2 separate regions of the Homo sapiens genome follow, and region 2 is linked to region 1. The links are chromatin contacts, found by Hi-C or POLR2A ChIA-PET in ENCODE. All regions are on one chromosome and are shown on one strand. Each heading gives the region's core, a stretch centred on a gene start or an enhancer-like site at or near the end of the contact. The rest is flanking DNA. Distances are from core to core; before and after follow the strand shown. Region 1 has its middle 74 kb from the start of MIR4771-2. Region 2 overlaps ACOXL (acyl-CoA oxidase like).

Region 1 (6,169 bases), core at 3,564-6,063:
TCATTTTTTACACAAAAATTAACTCAAAAAGAGATCATATATTTGAATATAAAATGTAAACTATGGGCCAGGCATGGTGGCTCATGCCTGTAATCCCAGCACTTTGGGAGGCTGAGGTAGGTGGATTCCCTGAGGTCAGGAGTTCAAGACCAGCCTGGCCAACATGGCAACACCCCATCTCTACTAAAAATACAAAAATTAGCCAGGTGTGATGGTGTGTGACTGTAGTCCCAGCTACTCTACTCAGGAGGCTGAGGCAGGAAAATTGCTTGAACTCGAGAGCCAGAGGTTGCAGTGAGCAGAGATCGTGCCACTGCACTCCAACCTGGGTAACAGAGCGAGACTCCATCTCAAAAAAATAAATAAATAAAAAATAAAATAAAATAAATAAAATGTAAATTATGAAACCTTTAGAAGAATACCTGGGGGAGATCTTCAGAACACAGGGCTTGGTAAACAGTCCTTAAACTTGATACCAAAGCATAACCCATAAAGGAAAATAAATGACAAATCAGACTTTATCAAAGTTAAAGCTATTGCTCTGTGAAAGACCTTGGTAAAAAGATGAAAAGACAAACCACAGTCTATGTATTAGTGCTCCGTTGCTTCCATAACAAATTACCACAAATTTGGCAGCTTGAAACACCCATTTATTATCTCACATTTCTGTAAGTCAGAAATCTGGCAGGCTCAACTGGTTTCTTTGTTCCTAATCTCCCATAGCAGGAAGGTTGTGTGCCTTTCTGGGGGCTCTGGTGATTAATACACTTTCAGGCTTATTCTGGTTGTTGGCAGAGTTCAGTTCCACGCAGTCATAGGATTGAGGTTCCCATTTTCCTACTGGCTGGCAGCCCAGGTTTATTCTGAGCTTCTAGGCTCTTCCCGCATTCCTTGGCTCCTGCCTTACTTCCTCCATCTTGAAGTCATCAGTGGTGGGTTGAGTCCTTTCTCACTCTTGGAATTACTCTGACCTCCTCTTCTGCCTCATCTCTTCTGTTTTCCTCATTCAGATAATTCAAGAAAATCTTCCTATTTTGAAGTCAGCTGCTTAGTAACCTTAATTGCATCTGAAAATCCCTCACAGCAGTAGATCCGTGTTTGACTGAATAGGGGATAAGGTTCTTGGGGAACATTTAAAAGTTAATCCTATCACAGACTTGGAGAAATAATTTGCAAACCATATTTGTGACAAAGAGCTTATATCTAAAATATATTTTTTAACTCTTGAAAAACAGGAAAAAATTCAATTAAAAAATGGGCAAAGAGTTGACTGCAGGACAGTTTACAAATGCCAAATAAGCACACGAAAACATGTTCCGCATTACAAGTTGATATAGTTTAGATATTTGTACCCTCGAAATCTCATGTTGAAATGCAATTCCTGATGGAGGTAGGGCCTGGTGGGAGGTTTTGGGTCATGGTGGCAGATCCCTCATAAACGGCTGGGTGATGGGTGAGTTCTTGCTCTGTGAGTTCACACAACAGCTGGTTGTTTAAAAGAGCCTGGCATCTCTCTTGCTTCCTCTCTTGCCATGTGACACACTAGCTCCCTTTTCACTTTCTGCCACGGCTAAAAGCTTCCTAAAGCCTCACCAGAAGAAAATGCCGCACCATACCTCCTGTACAGCCTGCAGAACTGTGAGCCAAAATAAACCTCTTTTCTTTACAAATTACCCATCCTCAGGTAGTCCTTTATAGCAATGCAAACTAACTAACACACAAGCCATCAGGGAAATGCACATTAAAACCAATGATGATGTGATATCACGACGTACCTATTAGAACCTCTAAAATAAAAGTAGTAACAATGGCAAATGCTGATAAAGATGTGGAGAAACTGGGTCTCTCCCACATTGCCAGTAGGAACATAAAAATCTACAGCCACTCTGGGGAATAGTTTGGCAGTTTCTTAAAAAGCTAAACATACCCTTACCTTATAACACAGTAATTGCAATTCTGGGTATTTATCCCAGAGAAATAAAAACTTATGTCTGCACAAAAACCTTTATACAAATATTCATTGTTACTTTATTTATAATAATAGCCAAAAACTGGAAACAACCAAAATATCCTTCAATGAGTGAATAGTTGAGCAAACTGTAGTATATCCATGCCATGGATGTATTAGTCAGGGTTCTCTAGAGAAACAGAACCAATAGGTGTGCATCTGCATGCATGTGCGAGCGTGTGTGTGTGTGTGTAAAGAGAGAGAGAGATTTATTTTAAGAATTGCCTCACATGATTATGGAGGCTGGCAAGCCCAAAATCTGCAAGGTAGGCTGCCAGGCTGGAATGAGTTGAGGTTGCAGCTCAAGTCTCAAAGCAGTCAGCTGGCAGAATTCCCTCTTCCTTGGGTAACATCAGTCTTTGTTCTATTAAGGCCTTCAAATGATTGGATGAGGCCCACCCACATTATAGAGAATAGTCTGCTTTACTCAAAGTCTACCGATGTAAATGTTAATCTCATCTTAAAAATACTTTCACAGAGACCGGGCGCAGTGGCTCACGCCTGTAATCCCAGCACTTTGGGAGGCCGATGTGGGTGGATCACGAGGTCAGGAGATTAAGACCATCCTGACTAAAGTGGTGAAACCCCGTCTCTATTAAAAAATACAAAAAATTAGGCAGGCGTGGGCTGGGCACGGTGGCTGACGCCTGTAATTCCAGCACTTTGGGAGGCCGAGGTGGGCGGATCACAAGGTCAGGAGATCAAGACCATCCTAACACGGTGAAACCCCGTCTCTACTAAAAATACAAAAAATTAGCCTGGCGCAGTGGCGGGCGCGTGTAGTCCCAGCTACCTCAGGAAGCTGAGGCAGGAGAATGGTGTGAACCCCGGAGGCAGAGCTTGCAATGAGCCGAGATTGCGCCACTGCACTCCAGCCTGGGCAACAGAGCGAGACTCTGTCTCAAAAAAAAAAAAAAAAATACTTTCACAGAAACATCCAGAATAACGCATGACCAAATATCTGGGTACCATGACCTAGCCAAGTTGGCACATAAAATTAATGACCACCATGGCGTACTACTCAGCAACAAAAAAGAATGGACTATTGATATATGCCACAACTTGGATGGGTCTCTAGGGAATCCTGCTGAGTGAAAAAAAACAAAAAAACAAAAAACCCAGTCTCCAGCTGGGCATGGTGGCTCACACCTGTAATTCAAGCACTTTGGGAGGCCAAGGCCGGCAGATCACTTGAGGCCAGGAGTTTGAGACCAGCCTGGCCAACATGATGAAACCCCATCTCTACTGAAAATACTATATAAAAATTAGCCAAGAGTGGTGGCACATGCCTGTAATCCCAGCTACTTGAGAGACTGAGGCACGAGAGTTGCTTTAACCCAGGAGGCAGAGGTTGCAGTGAGTCAAGATCACGCCACTGCACTCCAGCCTGGGCAACAGAGCCAGACTCTGTCTCAAATAAATAAATTAATTAAATAAAATCCAGCCTCAAAAGGTCATATATTGTGTGATTCCATTTATATAACATTTCTAAAATATAGACACGGAGAACAGATTAGTGGTTACGGGGGTTGGGGACGATGGGGGCGGAGGGGGTGTGACTGCGGAGGGGAAGCGCAGTGTCCCTTTGTGGCGACGAATCAGTTCTGTGTCCTGATTGTGGTAGTGGTTTCAGTGCTCTCCACATGTAATAAAATGTCATAAAACTATACACACACAATATACCAATGCCAGGTTCCTGGTTTGGGTACTGTACTATAATTATATAAGATATAACCAATGGGGGAACCTGGGTGGAGGGTACCCAGGACCTCTCTGTACTATGTTTACAACTTCATATGAGTCTATAATTATTTCAAAGTAAAAATTTAAAAAAACAAGAAGATACATAGCAGAGAGTCAATATACACATTTTCAACAATAAACATGTAGACCTCCTGAAAAAAACAAGCTTTTTTTTTTCCTTTTCCTCTTAACAAGGATGTGCACAACTTTTCCCTTGGAAGGAACTTAGACACACACCAATTAACCCCGTGATGCCTGTCAGTAATGTTGGAGGAAGAGAGACAGGGCCTCTCAGGTGCAAGAATTAGGATGTCCCCAGCCTGAATGCCAAGAAACTCCTGTGGCAGCCAAGCCCCCAGGGTGTCAGACCCCTGAAGGGAAGTCTGAGCTCCTCTTTCTTTCCTTAAGTGATCCTGGGAGAGGTCACAGGGCAGCAGGGCCGGGAAAATGGCACGTGGAAAGCGGTCACTTCAGAACCAGAAGGTGTTCTTTTCCATCTCATCACCTTCTTAAGACAAACCACTTTCCCTCCTTTTCAGTTCTATCTGAACCAACAGCTACAAATAAATAAACACCACTGTTTGCAAAGGCCACAGAGATTAATATTATTATTAATATTAATAGTATTAATGGAGTCTAATCATAGTAAATACATAGAGATGAAAGATCTTTCCCAAAGCAAGTTATTGATAACTATTAGGGTTGACAACTGAAAGATACATTTGCAATTTATTTTTGAAGCCACATAGATTCATTTCAGCCGACCCTCTAGTTATGGGACTAGACCACATTCAAGTTGCCTTTCAAATAGTACTGTAAAATTAAAATTTAAAAAGCATGTAGACGTGACTTTAAGGGACACTCAAGGAACTACCAAACAAGAGCTCGGCAGCCAACACCCTTTAGTGAAAAGGGTAGGACAGTTTGGGGTTGGCACCTGGGAAAATGGTCCACATGATGACCTTTGCAGGGGTGCTGCCCTGTCCTGTTCCCAGCAGCCTCGCCCCCTTTCTTGCCCGGCTCGCTCCTCCTCCTCCTCTGACCCTGTCAGTCAGGCGTTAACTGACCTTCCCAGGGCTGGGCACCTTCTATAGGAGCTTCCTCCCCTTCTCCCCGTCCATGGGAATGAGTCAGCAGGGTTTGGTTGGCTCCACTTCCTGCCTGTGGTTATTATAGCTGACTCATCAGACCATCCTGGGTACACAGTTCAGAGTCTTGATGCAATTCACTTCACGTTAGATCATATTTCTCTCCGTCATTAAATATTCTTGGAAAACATGATTTTCAATGGCTGCAAATATTGCCAGGACCATCTGCTTGCTGAATGCTGGTGTGCGAGCTGGCAGAACCTCCATGTGCTCCAGGTCTCTGATCCATACGTGGAGAACGCACACCCACATGTGGCCATTTGCTGGTATTCCGTCACTCACTAAGTCCCCAGCAGAGCTACTGCTCTGAGTCTAAGCATCTAAGTATCAAAACATGATACACACACACACACACACACACACACACACAGCCCTAAAACAAATGTTACTGTGATCCTGAAGCCACTTGTTTAAAGAAGTTTACTTTCTTTTCCACCTGAACAGTGATAGACAGCCAGTGTGCAAGTTCAAGGAGATAATATTAAAGAATTATTGGATCATAGATGTTTTGAAATAATTATGCTCACCACACATAAGATTCATTCAATAGGCATTACATGCCCAAAACACATAACAATCTAAAGGCTTTAAAATAAGGCAGTTTAGGCCAGGTGAGGTGGCTCACACCTGTAATCCCAGCACTTTGGGAGTCCGAGGTGGGTGGATCACAAGGTCAGGAGATCAAGACCATCCTGGCTAATATGGTGCCTGTAGTCCCAGCTACTTGGGAGGCTGAGGCAGGAGAATTGCTTGAACTTGGGAGGCGGAAGTTGCAGTGAGCTGAGATTGCGCCACTGTACTCCAGCCTGGGTGACAGAGCAAGACTACATCTCAAAATAATAATAATAATAATAATAAATAAAAAAATAAACAGAATAAGTCAGTTTTCTACCTATCTGAATAGATACTGTAATGTTAAAATTATCACCACAAAGTTCCTCACCTTTTAGGAACTCGAGCTGGTAAGGGTGAGGTGGACTTTTATAAACCCTCAGGACAGTGGCTGGGCGGAGACTTTCTTCACACAGTCCATCTTCTGGACTAAAGAAGAGAGGCCGGGCGCGGTGGCTCACGCCTGTAATCCCAGCACTTTGGGAGGCCAAGGCAGGTGGATCACCTGAGGTCAAGAGTTCAAGACCAGCCTGACCAACATGGTGAAACCCCATCTCTACTAAAAATACAAAAAAGTTAGCTGGCCATGGTGGTGGACACCTGTAGTCCCAGCTACTTGGGAGACGGAGGCAGAAGAATGGCGTGAACCCAGGAGGCA
Region 2 (7,170 bases), core at 1,776-4,275, 670 kb before region 1:
AACTCAGTAGTTCCAGTAGCTTTGTTGCCAGAAGATGGGCCTTGATTCAAATCCCAAGAGGGGGTTCTTGGATCATGTGCAGGAAGGAATTCAAGGCAAGTCACAGTGCAGTGAGAAGAGATCATTTATTGAAAACTACTCAGTTACAGAGTAGGGTGTCCTCAGAAAGCAAGAGGAGGAATGTGCAGTCTTTGTGTTTTGTTGTTGTTGTTGGGTTTTTGTTTTCGTTTTTTTAAGATAAGGTCTCCCTCTGTTGCCCAGGCTGGAGTGCAGTGATACGATCATGGCTCACTGCACCTTGACCCTCTCAGGCTCAGGTGATACTTCCACTTCAGCCTCCCAAGTAGCTGAAACTACAGGCACCCACCATCACGCCCAGCTAATTTTTGTGTTTTTTGTAGAGACGGGGTTTCACCATGTTGCCCAGGCTGGTCTTGAACTCCTGGGCTCAAGTGATCCACCCACCTCAGCCTCTAAAGTGCTGGGATTACAGGCGTGAGCCACCACGCCTGGGCCATCTTTGTTTTAAACCCTTCTTATATAGGGGTCTTATCTTTGTAAAGGCTAAGCTAAGTTCTGTCTATGTGTGGGAGAGCTGACAGCATGGCAAAATTTACTATTCTGTTGATTTAAAGAAAATTATTCTTTTTTTTTTTTTTGAGACAGAGTTTCACTCTGTCACCCAGGCTGGAGTGCAGTGCCATGATCTCGGCTCACTACAACCTCCACCTCCTGTGTTCAAGCGATTCTTCTGCCTCAGCCTCCCGGGTAGCTGGGACTACAGGTGTGTGCCACCACACCCAGCTAATTTTTGTATTTTTGGTAGAGACAGGGTTTCACCATATTGGCCAGGCTAGGCTCGAACTCCTGACCTCGTGATCTGCCCACCTCAGCCTCCCAAAGTGCTGGGATTACAGGCGTGAGCCACCGCACTTGGCCCCTTGTTTTTTTTATTGAATAAGTACCTCAAAGCATAAATATAATTATCTTAAAATCATATATCGTTATGGTTATTGGGACATCTGGACTTTCCTTTGTTGTAAGATTGTGTTCTTTCAGGTACATTTAAGCTGTTTTCTCAACTGTAAACATCTTATGACCATGGTTCATGACTGGCAAGGAATGTGCCTTGCTAGTTTTAAGATGGAGTTGATTTTAAAATGATGTCACCTTGGTTCTCCTGTGCTCCTATTTCTCTAACAGCTTTATTATATATTTCTTAGGCTGGGCACAGTGGCTCACACCTGTAATTCCAGCAACTTTGGGAGGCCAATGCTGGCAGATCACTCGAGCCCAGGAGTTTGAGACCAGATCCAGCAACACAGCAAGACCCTATCTCTACTGAAAATTCAGAAGAGTTAGCCATGCATGGTGTTGTGCACCTGTAGTCCCGGCTACCCAGAAGGCTGAGGTTGGGAGGATTGCAAGAACCCAGGAGGTCAAGGCTGCAGTGAGCCATGATCATGCCACTGCAGTCAAGCCTGGGTGACAGGAGTGAGACCCTGTCTCAAAAATAAATAAATAAATAAATATTTCTTAAGATTTTTCTACATAGACAATCATGTCTTTTTGAGTGGAGTCAGTCTTACTTACTCCTTTTTGTTTGTTTTGGAGTTTTTTTGAGACAGGGTCTCACTGTGTCACCCAGGCTAGAGTGCAATGGCATGATCTTGGCTCAGTATACCCAGGCTCAAGCAATCCTCCCACCTCAGCCCTCTGAGCTCCTCGGCCTCCCAAAGTGCTGGGTTTGCAGGTTTAAGCCACTGTGCCTGGCCTACTTATTCCTTTTTAATCTCCTTTAATTTCCTTTTCTTGCCTTATTGCCCTGGCTAGAATCTCCATTTTGGTGTTGAAAGGAAGTGCTGATAACAGAATCCTCATCTTCTACTTGAACTTAAGGGGAAAGCACTCAGCCTTTACCTTTAAGTATGATGTTAGCTGACATTTTTTGTAGATCCTCTGCAGGAAAGTATTTTTTTAATTGGCTGTATGGCTGCCCAAATCTATTTGAGGCTTTTCAAGAAAAGAAAGGCGAATGGATATGGGGAAACTTCTTTATGCATTCAGCTCTTTGTCTTAGCTGTGTGATGCTTTATCAGGAAATAGTCATATCTTTTCATTCAAAGATTTAAGTATGGGATGTTGTTGATATTAAATGTGACCATGTGTGATCATCCATCTTTATAAACAGCATGCTTGGGAGGGGCAGGTTTTGCCAGGGAACTAACTCACTCTCAGTCCATTGGGAGGCAGTGTAGCCCATGGTTAGGGATGTGGGCTCAGAGGCCTGGGCACCCTGTTCCAACTCAGCTCTGCAACCTTGTCCAAGTTACTGAACATTTCTGTGTTGCAATTTCCTACCTGCAAAATGAAGATCTTAATAAAATCTACTTCCAGAGCTTCTGAAGACTTAATGAGCAAATACAATTAAGTGCTTAAAACAGAGCCTGTTTTCTGGTGCATTTTTAAGAAGGACTTAGTTGGCATAAGACTGTATTTACACATAGGTTTTCAGTAGCATGTTTATTGCCTGAAGCAAAGAACAGCCATATCATTTTTTAAATCCCCTCCTGGAACCTCGTATTAAGGTTTTTTTAAGATGAGAGAGTTGATTTCTGTTGTTTCACAATATTGTTTGTGCAATACATATATTTTAAAATCTTGTGCATTGCATAGGCAATTAGAGGGTTATAATGGTTGCCAGCAATACTCTCGAAGTTAATGCTGTCTCTGCACTTGGAGGCCGAGCCAGAATTTGACCTTCTGATGCGTTCATTTTGACCACTTGACAGCAGAATGGTGTGTAGAGCCTATACTGCTCCTAGGTCAGCCCATCTGGGCGTGAGGATCACTGTGAAGCCCGCAGTTGGCTTCAGCCTCTTATTTCCTACCAATAAACTCTAATTCAAGGGGACAGAGGCTTCTCAGTCAGTTGCTTTCCTATTCTAGGAATGCTGCCTTTCCATCAGCATGCCCCAAGACCTGGGTGCTCTTCTTCCTGCCTGGGGCGGGTCTGGAGGTGGGGCCAGGGAGCCTCTTGCCAGCAGGGGTGAGGTTACACTGAGCCTGCTCCAATGTCCTGCAACAGCACCAAGATATTGACATATAAGGAAGAGCACTTGGGAGCTGGCTGGTAGGCCTTCAAGGGGCCTTTCCTCTTCACTTGAACTTGTTGTGGTTTTTTTTCCTTTTTCCTCATACTCTGAGGGGTGCAGTTGTAGCCAGCTTTGCACAGGGCTTTCTGCAAAGTTTCCCACCTGAAGTCCCTTCTTCAGGCAGGGGTCTGCATTGCACAGCCAGTTAGTTTTCTGTCCCTGGTTTTCTTTTGATCAGGCCAGTGAAAAACTTACTCTACACATTGAGTTTAAAAAAAAAAAGCAATTAAAAAGTGCCCTTGATTCTATTTGGACACATGTGCACAGTGTTTTATTCTTCTCTGCCTCCCATGCAATGGTGGGGGATAGTCGGTGCATGATTAGGAGGTTAAACCATATTAACTGGGATTTCCTGGTGTTGTCCTTTACAGTGGAATGGGTAGAGCTTCAGCATCTCCTTCCAGAACTTCCAGAAGTGTCTGGCCAGCTCTTGTCCTCCCCCTGCCAAGATGTTCTGCTGCAGGCTGTTCCCTGAGAGTTGCATGCATCTGCCACACCCTTTCAGTTGTAATTGTGACACCAGTGCAGAGAGATATCAATTCAGGGAGCAAAGCAGACATTATCCTTTCCCTCGATTGTCATGAGATGCCCCAGTTAGGTGTGGATCCCGAGGCACCCATGACATTGTCCTCCAAACTGTGCCTGCGGCCCCAGGTGATGTTGCTAAATTATACATGGGTAGAGGCTTTCAGCAGCGCTGTTTTTCCACCGGAGCACAAAGCACTGTGTTACAGCAGGGATTTTACATGTGGATCTCCAGGCCCCGCAGAAACCGCAGAGCTGCAGGGAAGCAAGTAACTATTTAACTGAGAGGGCACGTCAGGGTGTGAGTTAAATACAAATGAGAAGCAGATACATTGAGTGTAACTTTCTATTTGAGTTATTTCCTTGAGCACAAAAAAAAAAATGCTAAAAGTTTAAGTATTAAACCCATGTGGTTTTCGAAACAAAGAAAGTCAAGAAGGAACAAAGAAAAGTTTTACGGGCCACATTTAACTCTCCTGTCTGGTCAGATAAGAATCTGAGACCTTCAGCTCCTCCTAAATGATGGTAATTACTAGTTTTGTGATTCGGTATCTTTCTGTTCTCTGTGCCTTCTTCATTCTTATTTTACTCTAGTTATATTAATATGTCCTCACTTCCCTCCAACTAAAACACAAAGCAAAGAAAAAAGACTCGCTTCATTAGAGTGATTGAAAGACTATCTTGCACAGAGTAGATGCAGAAAAGCTATTTGTCACATGCATAAATGACATCCCCATCACTCTGGATCCTATCTCCAGGTTTATGTTAATTCCTCACATATATCAAACATGGCAGCTAGTCAGTGCCAATTCTTGAGACATAACATGTTTGAGAAACACTTTGGAAACAAATGGAAGCTCCTGACTGCAAGGGAAGGAAGGAGGGAACGTGGGCTGGTTATGTTGAGGATTAGATTCAAGTAGTTTGTTCTGGTATTTTGAATTCTTCAGGCAGTAAGTGACCCAATCAGAACAGCCTCACTTGATCTGTGCCTGCATTCTCCCCTTCACGTGTTTCTCTAACGTCTGTGACCTCCATTAGTATAAATTAATATAAGCATGGAAACAGGGCTTCTCTACATGTATGATATTTATTCATCTAACAAGCAGTTTTTGCAGGTCACAGAGGCCAGCCTACAGAAGGTTCTGCACTGTGTCCATGCTTAATGTAGTACTGAAAATTTGGATGTTTGCCGTCTGTCTTGCTATTAAGTTAGACTCTCTCACAATATCCTCAATGGTGATTTTTCTTCTGTCGATTGGACAGGTAAAGACCAAGAAGGAGGATTTTTTCCATGCCTGGAACTCGTGTCTGCACCACGTGGCTTCTCTGTCCCTGGCACACACTCACCGAGGTCAGTTGGCTCCTGTTGAATATTTGTAATTGAGTGACTCAGGGGTCTACGGGTCCCTGGAGACACAGCTCTGCAGGGAAAGGACAGTCCCAACACACAGGGAAGGGACAGTCCGTGTGTTGAATTTAGGGCCCCAAGTGACTTACAGAGACTTGAAGCTTGTGGTAAATCAACTCCCAACTTACTAGGAACACTGACCATATGACACCCACAAAGCCTGATGCTAAACCAGTCAGGAACAGCTCACTTAACACAACCTGACAATCACACGAAGCACTTGACAGGAGCCAGTTGGCAAAATGCCTGTCCCTCAGAAGTGGCCCTCTGCCTGACCATGATCTCGTTCCTAAACGGGAGGGTGTGCACACAGATAAAGTGAGAGTGTTTTAACAGGGGTCCTGCCTGAGGAATTTTAAGTGCCAGAATTACTTAGACCTCATCATCAAATTAGCAAGAAACTGGGTCAACCTTCTAAAGCAGTGGTTCTCAACCAGGGGCAATTTTGCAACGTTTGGATGTTTGGCAATGTTTAGAGACGTTTTTGGTTGTCACACTGAGAGGGGTAGTGCCACTGGTGCGCAGTGGGTGGAGGCCAGGGATACTGCTAACATGCTACAGGGCACAGACCGCTCCCCTGCAACCAAGAATTATCTAGCCCCAAATGACAGTAATGCTGAGATTGAGAAACTTGAGTATTCATTTTGGCTTCAGTCGACCAAAATAGCAAAATAAAATGAAACACTGAACACCAAGTAAGATCCATGACGGCTTATCATTGAAATTATTGTTTAATTTCAAGAATCGTCAGTTTGTTTCTCATCATGTCCTGATCTATGGGAAGAAGCTGTTAAAAGAGAAAGGCCAGTTGTTCACTGAGTTGGTAGCTTTATGGGATTTTTCATCACACTGGGTCACTGCTGGCCCTGGGAGGGCTGGGTTTGGTCATACCACAGCTTGCATCTGGGGCACTATCTCATGGGATGGAGATGGGCTCCTCGGTGGGATCAGGGCAGGTATTATGGCCAGGAACCTAGGAGTGTGCCTGCGTCCAACACAACCTCCCAGCCTGACCATCCCCCTTCCTCCCTGACTGGGCAGTTCCAAAAGAGCAAAGTGCATGTGATTCAGTGCCATGTGACTATACCTGCAGGAATGTGTGGGAGCCGCCCTAGGAGCTCTGATGAGAGCTGGATTGGAGTGAGTGCTTTAGGCTCAGACTGAGCCCAGCTTCTTCCTTCCTTCTAAGGACCAGCTCTTGGGACCTTGCACCTTTGGGTGAGCCTCCTAACACAGGGCTCTGGAGTAAACGTGCCGAGAGCACAGGTTTCTCATGGGACGGGAAGCAGGGGCCCCATGGGAACACCTCCCCAGAGACTGGTCTCCACCCAGTGACCACACTCTGAAATGACCATGACCGCATTGGCCTTCCTGATTCTGACTGAGTTCCACTTTCTGCTTCCTGGGACATGGAGGAGGAGCGAGGAGAGGGACCAGGAGCATCAGGGACTATGGGTCATGAAGGCACAGGATTGGGTCCCGTCATTTGCAGACTCAACATTTTTAATGTATTGCCCACCCACAGTGTATCAGGCTCAGAGAAACTGACTTATCTTAATTGAACTCAAAAATGAGTCATATTTAAATCTAAATGCCAGTTTATTCATCAGAAAGAAAATCCAGCCACCAAGTCATCAGTACATGCCCTATCTGTTCTACGAGCATATCTTCAGATAGAATTCAGTTATAATTAGGAGGTTGCAGGAAGTCACACTATCAAGACAGCTCGTGTCCTCAGGCCTGGCTGGAGATCTGAGTGTCCCCTGTGACCTGCTCCAGACCCTAGAGCCCACAGTGTGTCTACTTCCCTGGACTATCTCCATACACTCAGCATCAACCTCATTCCTTTAAGAAATTTATGTAAACCACCCTTCTTCTGTTGGTGGGTTATTTCTTCAGATTTGCCGATCGGGTTGAAACATATCTGGGGTATGAAACAGTACTTGAGACACCCTGATTGAAGGCGACTGTGTCTTGGGCCTTCTCATTCACTGTAGGTAGACTTGTACTGGCTTCACTCTCAGGGGTGGTGTGGCCCTGGCTCCTCCCTCTGGGCCCCTATGTACTGACCACAGATAT

The links. Hi-C counts contacts between places; a loop is a spot of excess contacts on that map. ChIA-PET counts read pairs that join two places held with the same protein, here RNA polymerase II (POLR2A). Pooled maps may share reads with other maps.
Region 2: a loop to region 1 is called in a map of HCT116, with 5 times the contacts of the local background. The contact joins two enhancer-like sites. A Hi-C loop is called at or near these places in 1 of 168 maps with a recorded cell type or tissue (HCT116), 5 of 37 single-sample maps with no recorded cell type and 7 of 50 pooled maps. POLR2A ChIA-PET finds 5 or more read pairs at or near these places in 1 of 52 experiments (activated T-cell).

Annotation. Positions count from the first base shown.
Region 1 is chr2:111,694,148-111,700,316 of GRCh38, forward strand. No RefSeq gene overlaps it. Among named protein-coding and RNA genes, the nearest start is that of MIR4771-2, 74 kb to the right of the region's middle. Within about 2 kb of position 4,814, at least 20 of the 41 ENCODE cell types and tissues checked have a DNase peak (open chromatin) inside an H3K27ac peak, as active enhancers do.
Region 2 is chr2:111,026,681-111,033,850 of GRCh38, forward strand. It overlaps ACOXL (acyl-CoA oxidase like), which reads left to right. Exons shown (of 18, transcript NM_001142807.4): 15 at 4,947-5,034. Among named protein-coding and RNA genes, the nearest start is that of ACOXL-AS1, 85 kb to the right of the region's middle. RefSeq lists an enhancer at 5,707-6,906. Within about 2 kb of position 3,026, at least 3 of the 41 ENCODE cell types and tissues checked have a DNase peak (open chromatin) inside an H3K27ac peak, as active enhancers do.